Regions from separate parts of the Homo sapiens genome. Here region 1 is linked to region 2. A link is a contact called in ENCODE Hi-C or POLR2A ChIA-PET data. All regions are on one chromosome and are shown on one strand. Each heading gives the region's core, a stretch centred on a gene start or an enhancer-like site at or near the end of the contact. The rest is flanking DNA. Distances are from core to core; before and after follow the strand shown.

The links. Hi-C counts contacts between places; a loop is a spot of excess contacts on that map. ChIA-PET counts read pairs that join two places held with the same protein, here RNA polymerase II (POLR2A).
Region 1: a map of posterior vena cava shows a loop between it and region 2 (24-fold over the local background). The contact joins two enhancer-like sites. A Hi-C loop is called at or near these places in 1 of 168 maps with a recorded cell type or tissue (posterior vena cava). POLR2A ChIA-PET finds 5 or more read pairs at or near these places in 1 of 52 experiments (CD4-positive, alpha-beta T cell).

Annotation. Positions count from the first base shown.
Region 1 is chr19:16,643,709-16,647,390 of GRCh38, forward strand. It overlaps SMIM7 (small integral membrane protein 7), which reads right to left. Exons shown (of 5, transcript NM_024104.4): 5 at 2,440-3,553. The coding sequence ends at 3,538. Among named protein-coding and RNA genes, the nearest start is that of SMIM7, 15 kb to the right of the region's middle. Within about 2 kb of position 1,648, at least 2 of the 41 ENCODE cell types and tissues checked have a DNase peak (open chromatin) inside an H3K27ac peak, as active enhancers do.
Region 2 is chr19:14,408,253-14,411,483 of GRCh38, forward strand. DDX39A (DExD-box helicase 39A) reads right to left here. Exons shown (of 11, transcript NM_005804.4): 5 at 2,737-2,920; 6 at 1,964-2,082; 7 at 1,490-1,621; 8 at 1,284-1,393; 9 at 1,051-1,195; 10 at 785-932; 11 at 546-700. The coding sequence ends at 684. It overlaps ADGRE5 (adhesion G protein-coupled receptor E5), which reads left to right. Exons shown (of 20, transcript NM_078481.4): 20 at 1-471. Among named protein-coding and RNA genes, the nearest start is that of DDX39A, 9.5 kb to the right of the region's middle. RefSeq lists an enhancer at 995-1,044. Within about 2 kb of position 1,964, at least 6 of the 41 ENCODE cell types and tissues checked have a DNase peak (open chromatin) inside an H3K27ac peak, as active enhancers do.

The sequences.
Region 1 (3,682 bases), core at 398-2,897, 2.2 Mb after region 2:
TCAAGCAAAGTAAAACAAACAAAAGCCACTTAAAGCCACACCAATGGTATTTAAGGATATTATGGACCCCTCCATGGTTATCTGCCCAAGGAAGCTAATGCCACAATAGAAGCCAATGAAGATCACAACACTGGTGCCAGGGGCAGCCCTGATCACAGTGGACAAAATATAATCCAAGTCCAGCAACAAGGTGGCTAAGGACCTATTTACTGACACTGCACCGTAAGTAAAAATGAGAACTGTAACACCTCCTAGCAACAAAGCAAGTGTAAAGAAAATGATGCTGAAATGAACACAGCAGAACTCATCCTTCCTTATCCACTCTCAAAACATACATACAGGAATATGGAAAATGCTGCATGGGGATGGTGAAGACAGGAAAAGGTTTACCAGGCTGGAAATTGTTTGCGTTTTTTTTTTTTTTTTTTTTTTTTGAGATGTTTTGCTCGTCGCCTAGGCTGGAGTGCAATGGCGCGATCTCGGCTCGCTGCAACCTCCGCCTCCCTGGTTCAAGTGATTATCCTGCCTCAGCCTCCTGAGTAGCTGGGATTACAGGCGCACGCCACCACACCTGGCTAATTTTTGTATTTTTTAGTAGAGACGGGGTTTTGTCATGTTGGCCAGGTTGGTCTCGAACTCCTGACCACAGGTGACCTGCCCACTTTGGCCTCCCAAAATGCTGGGATTGCAGGGTGTGAGCCTCTCACTGCACTCAGTCTGTTTGTAACTTTTTTTTTTTTTTCCGAGACAGAAGATCTTGCTCTGTCACCCAGGCTGGAGTGCACTGGCACGATCTCAGCTCACTGCAACCTCCACCTCCTGGGTTTTTAAGCAATTCTCTGCCTCAGCCTCCTGAGTAGCTGGGATTACAGGGGGCATGCCACCACACCCAGCTAATTTTTGCATTTTTAGTAGAGACGGGGTTTCACCATCTTGGCCAGGCTGTTCTTGAACTCCTGACCTCGTGATCCACCTGCCTCGGCCTCCCAAAGTGCTGGGAGCCACCGCGCTGGCCTCTGTTTGCAATTCGTAAAAATGCTGTCATCAGCCTTTAATGGTGTGTGTGCAGACTGCACAAAGAAAAGTGGATGAGAAGACAGAAAACACACACGGTGATGATACCCACAGCAACAGGTGCTCTCAGGCACTCAGCCGCATTCGAGTTCATTGAAACTTACAACAACCTTAGGCACACACTACTTGCAGGCCGATTTTAGAGATGTGGAAACTGAGGCTTGGAGAGGAGAAAGCAATTAGCCAAGGTCCCTCTCAGAATGAGCTGAGATGGGATTTGTACTCACACCTAACTGACCCAGAACATTAGTGCTTAAACACTGTGAGACACTAGGCACCCAAACTTCAAACTCTGATAACCTCTGGTGCCAGTAAAGTTCTTGAAAAGCTTCCTTAAGAGACACAACCATGAGATTCCATTTTTAAAATGTACAGCAGCCACCAACCAGCATCTGAAAAAGCCACGCTGCTATTATTAACAATGAGACAACAGTTCTCTGGAGAAAAAGAGGACTATTGAAACAAAACCTCAATGACAGGATTCTCTTCTGAGAGCACGATTCATCCCCATAATGGACAAATGCCTCGCCTCATTGAGACCTCCGCGCCAGTCTGAATAAGGCAGGAAGGTTTCTTCACACCATTCATCTGGCCTGTGAGGGACCCAGCCAAGATCTTGGCGTGCCTGTTCTGACAGCGACACCGGCCTCAGCAAAGCCAGACCCAGCAGCTCCGATCTCTGCTACTTACAGACCTTGGGGTGATGCTTGGCTGAGATTTGGCAAGGAAATGAATTGCAGAAGTGATCAAGGAGAATTCCACAACCTGAGAGGCAGCAAAAGTGGACTTGACCCTGGTCTAGCAAGAGCCCACCATTAGCAATGACTCTTTCAATACTTTCAGGAGCAGCTCCAGTCAAAATTCCACTTACTCAATTCTTTTTTTTTTTTTTTTTTTGAGACAGAATCTCATTGTCTCACCCAGGCTGAAGTGCAGTGGCTCAATCTCAGCTCACTGCAACCTCCGCCTCCCAGATTTAAGCAATTCTTGTGCCTCAGCCACCCGAGTAGCTGGGATTATAGGCGTGTGCCACCATATCTGGCTAATTTTTCTATTTTTAGTAGAGATGCGATTTCACCATGTTGGCCAGGCTAGTTTCGAACTCCTGACCTCAAGTGATCCGCCTACCTCGGCCTCCCAAAGTGCTGGGATTACAGGTATGAGCCACTGCGCGCAGCCCCACTTGCCCAATTCTTGACCATCATTTATTGAGCTAAATCCAAAAAGGAAACTCTACCACTGACTCTTTTCTTTCTCATGGCCTCCAAAATGAATCCTAGGTTTTTCCAGCAGGGTAAATTCAAAAGGACTCAGGTTGGAAATTGACTTCTTGGTTAAAAAAAAAAAAAAAGTATAAACAAAAGGTCCTTTTTAGAAATGAGGTTTATTTTCAAGGCTACTCAGTCCTAAAAGCCTGCATATTTACTTTTTTTCCTTCCTCCAGGTTTACCTCCAAGTCAGGATTTCAAAAACCACCAACATTCAGGCTCATTCTTATTGGTATAAACAAACAAACAAAAAAACCAGACAACAAAAAACTCAACAAGCAAATCACACAGTTGTGGGATTCAGCGCCAACCCCGGGCGTTTCATTTTGGCAACAAAACCAGGATTCCCTTTCAAAGAAGCTTCTGGAAAATGCTGTATTTCCTAGATGAAGGCCCCTGGTTTTTCAACCTCAAAATCACCTACTCAAAAAGCAGACTCAGAAACCCAAGGTTTTAGAACATGGTCCCAATGTACCACATCATAAAATCACTCTCATTCCTGCAACTGTACAATGAATGGCTCCCAAAGTCATTTTATTTAACAAAGGGGTCAAGGCAGAGGAAAGTTTCCCTTAATATCCCCACAACTGCTCCACATGTCTTCTGTGGAAACACTTCACCAGGAACTAGCTCAACACTCTTGCTAACAATTTAGTGTCTATACAGGAAGGCTGGTGTCTCTGTTACAGGTGGCCCGTTCCTTAAAGCCTTTAGGGTTAATCGCAGCTGCACTGAGTGGCCAAGCAGACCCTGTTGGGATGTGAAAGCAGTTTGTTAACAGGGCCCCTGGCCGGGCCCAGAGGCTGTCAGACTCAGCAAGTAACACTGAATGTCCAAAAATACGGCTGTGTTAAACTAACAAGCCAATCCTTCTGCTCAGATCTCTGGATAGAAATGATTTTTCTTTTATCTATGGGGAATGCAATTTCATCACAGCCCCTTACATAAACGCTCCTGAAACCCTTTCAGTAGACAGCATTTCAATTCAGAGACCAAAGTGAAACTATCTTTGAAAACAGGGACGTGGCTGGGAAACCATGCACACCTCGGCGAACACTTTTCCACCCACCACGAGCTTGGACTTTCTGGGAAGGTTGTCGGTTTTCTGGTCAAAAACATTCTTGAAGTCATCAGGAATGGAGGAATGGAGACTCGGCATCCCGGGAAAGTGAGTTCCTGGTTTCATCGCTGGGATTCAAGAGCCGAACAGCCTGGAGAAGTCAGAGGGCAGAAATGTCTGTGAGGATAGGAGGTGACTGTTCTAAAAATATTGTCAGCGATTATTTTACATGACTATTACCTATTACTTAGATGATTTTACATGATTGTCTGATTTTTTA
Region 2 (3,231 bases), core at 714-3,213:
AGGGAGTGGCAGCTATAGTCTGGCACCAAAGTCCAGGACACCCAGTGGGGTGGAGTCGGAGCCACTGGTCCTGCTGCTGGCTGCCTCTCTGCTCCACCTTGTGACCCAGGGTGGGGACAGGGGCTGGCCCAGGGCTGCAATGCAGCATGTTGCCCTGGCACCTGTGGCCAGTACTCGGGACAGACTAAGGGCGCTTGTCCCATCCTGGACTTTTCCTCTCATGTCTTTGCTGCAGAACTGAAGAGACTAGGCGCTGGGGCTCAGCTTCCCTCTTAAGCTAAGACTGATGTCAGAGGCCCCATGGCGAGGCCCCTTGGGGCCACTGCCTGAGGCTCACGGTACAGAGGCCTGCCCTGCCTGGCCGGGCAGGAGGTTCTCACTGTTGTGAAGGTTGTAGACGTTGTGTAATGTGTTTTTATCTGTTAAAATTTTTCAGTGTTGACACTTAAAATTAAACACATGCATACAGAAGATGGCCTTGCCTGCTGGTGGTGATTCAGAGGCCGGGCCCAGGGTGTCCGTGAAAGGCCAAGATGACCAAGAAATAGATGGGGTGGGAGCCAGGCTTCCATAATAACAAGTTTATTCTCATACAATCTCTAGCTTCTCAACAGTGGCGCCTGGAAAGGGGAGGTGAAGCTGCATGCGGGCGGCTCCGGGTGGGCGGCTCTGGCACGTGGTGGTTACCGGCTCTGCTCGACTGTAAGACATGAGATGCAGTGAACTGAAGGGCCGGGGGAGGAACCCTCTGCCCCAGACCCCTGGCCCTGCCCAAGGCACTTACTGTATGTGGAGATGTCGATTTCCTCTGGAAGTTCTGCCACATTAACTTCAAACCGGTCCTGGACGTCATTGAGGATTTTGGCATCATTCTCGTCAGACACAAAAGTGATGGCTAGGCCTTTGGTGCCAAAGCGACCCGCCCGGGCCACCTGCAGGCAGACAGGATCAGGGTCAGGCCACAGATACTACCTCAGGACTTGAGGAAAAGCAGGGCTGGGGCCCCACCCCACCGCCAGGGGAAAGCAACATGCCCGTGAGGCTGCTCACCCGGTGCAGGTAGGTGTCCGAGTCCTCAGGCATGTCGTAGTTAAAGACGATGTTGACTCGCTCGATGTCCATCCCCCGGCCAAACAGATTGGTGGCCACCAGGATCCGCCGCTGGAAATCCTTGAACTGCTGATAGCGTGACAGGCTGGGGTGCAGGAGAAACAAGTGGAGGCCGTCAGACACTGGGCTCCTGGTGGTGCTCCCTGCAGCCTTGGCGGGCGGCTCGCACTCACCGCTCCTCCTGGGCCATGCCCCGGTGGATGGCGATGGCCGGGAAGTTCTGCTCCACGAGGAGCTGGGCCAGGGCCATGCAGCGCTGCACTGACTTGACGAAGATTATCACCTGAGGGAAGGAGTGGCAGTCAGGGCCACACAGTCCCTGTGGCCCAGTGACCTCCCGAAGGTCCTGAGCCCCAGGACAGGCTGATGGAAGTATCACCTGGTTAAACTCCAGCACATCCAAGAGATCAAAGAGCTTGCGGTTCTTCTCACTGTCTTTGAGTTTGACGTAGTACTGCTGCAGGCCGTGCAGCGTGAGCTTGGTCTCGTCGTCCACAAACACCTCCATGGGCTGTGTGGGAAGGGAGGTGGGAGGGGCGGGCAGGGATCACCTCTGGGCATCTCGCCTGCCCAGAACCTTCCAGTGGGCGACTCCTTTGTGCGACACTTCCCAGAGGACCTGCTGCACCAGACCTCAGTAAACATCGCTCAAAAGCTGGATGTAAGCTCTGGCCCGACTCAGGTGTGGACCAAGCTTGACTCCCAGTTTGACAAGACCGAGGGGAGGAAAGGAGGCTCCGCCGGCTCCCAGCATCCCAGCATCCTCCGTGCCATGTGGGCCGTGCGGGTGTCCTGGGGCCCCAGGCTCCAGGCCCCTGGGGAAGGCCAAAGCTGCCACTCTCGCCCTACTCACATCCTGCATGAACTTCCTGCACACAGGCCGGATGTCCTTGCTCAGGGTGGCGCTGAACATCATGCACTGCTTCTCGTGTGGTGTCAGGCGGAAGATCTCCTGCACATCCCGCCGCATGTCTAGGTGGGGAGGGCAAGACATGGGTGGGCATGAGCGTCTGCCATGCAGGACCCCCACCCCAGACCAGACCCAGACCCCTCCCAACCTGTGCCAGGGAGCCAGTGGCACCGTGACGAGGGCAGAGTGAGCCGCGGGAGTGGCCAGTCCTGGTGCCTGAGGGGCTGGGGGGTGGCCAGCGAGCGCAGGCGCGGGAGGAGCTGCAATCCACTTACACGCTGGCGCGGAGCAGCCGTGCCCGTGCGCCTCGAGCCACGCTTCAGGGAGGGGAGCCTGAGGCAGAGACAGCCGCTGGGGTGAGAGCTGCAGCTGCCTCCCAGGACACAAGCCCATCTCCCACCGGCCCTGTCGGGGCTCACTGAGGGCAGGCGGGGCCTGGAACCAACCCAACAGGTGGCAGAAGCCTCATACTCCCAGAGGTATGTGTGCATGCCTTTACGTCCAGGAGGGACGGGGGCTTGCTTGGGCCCCGTGGTCCCATTCGGCTCGGGCTCAGAAACAGCACATCCCTCTGCCAGCAGCAGAGCTTTCCCCAAGATCACCACAGGAGCCCCGCCTGCCGGCCGCCCATGTAACCCACTCAAGAGCCTTCCGCCTGCTATGGGGCCCGCCTAGTCACTGACTCTCAGCTGGGGCTGCAAGGGCAGAGGACTCACCCAGCTGCTCCAGCATCTTGTCACACTCGTCCAGCACAAAGTGCTTCACATTCTTTAGGCTGAAGCTCCTATTCCGCACGAGCGCCAGGATGCGGCCCGGGGTCCCCACCACGACATGGGGACAGTTCTTCTTCAACACTTCTTCATCCTTCTTGATGGAGAGACCACCGAAGAACACAGACACCTATGGGGATGAGGAGGAAACCGCTCCATGCTGATACACGGCCCAAGGCCCCAACCTGCACGGCCCAGCACCTGCGAACAGGAGGCCTCAGGGGACCAAGGCAGGCCTGAGAGCCTCCCGGGGCTCCACTCAAAGGCAGCCCCAGGCTGGGACCTGCGCAGGCCCCTGGGAGCCATGCATAATTCATCAGGCTTTTAAGGAGCAAAAACCACCGCAAACCTCAAAGGCAGCTGCCCCTGCCAAGCTTGGTAAATGCTGGCTGGGCCAGAGCCGAGGCTAACAAAGCTGCAGAAACCAAGTGGCGCCTGGTC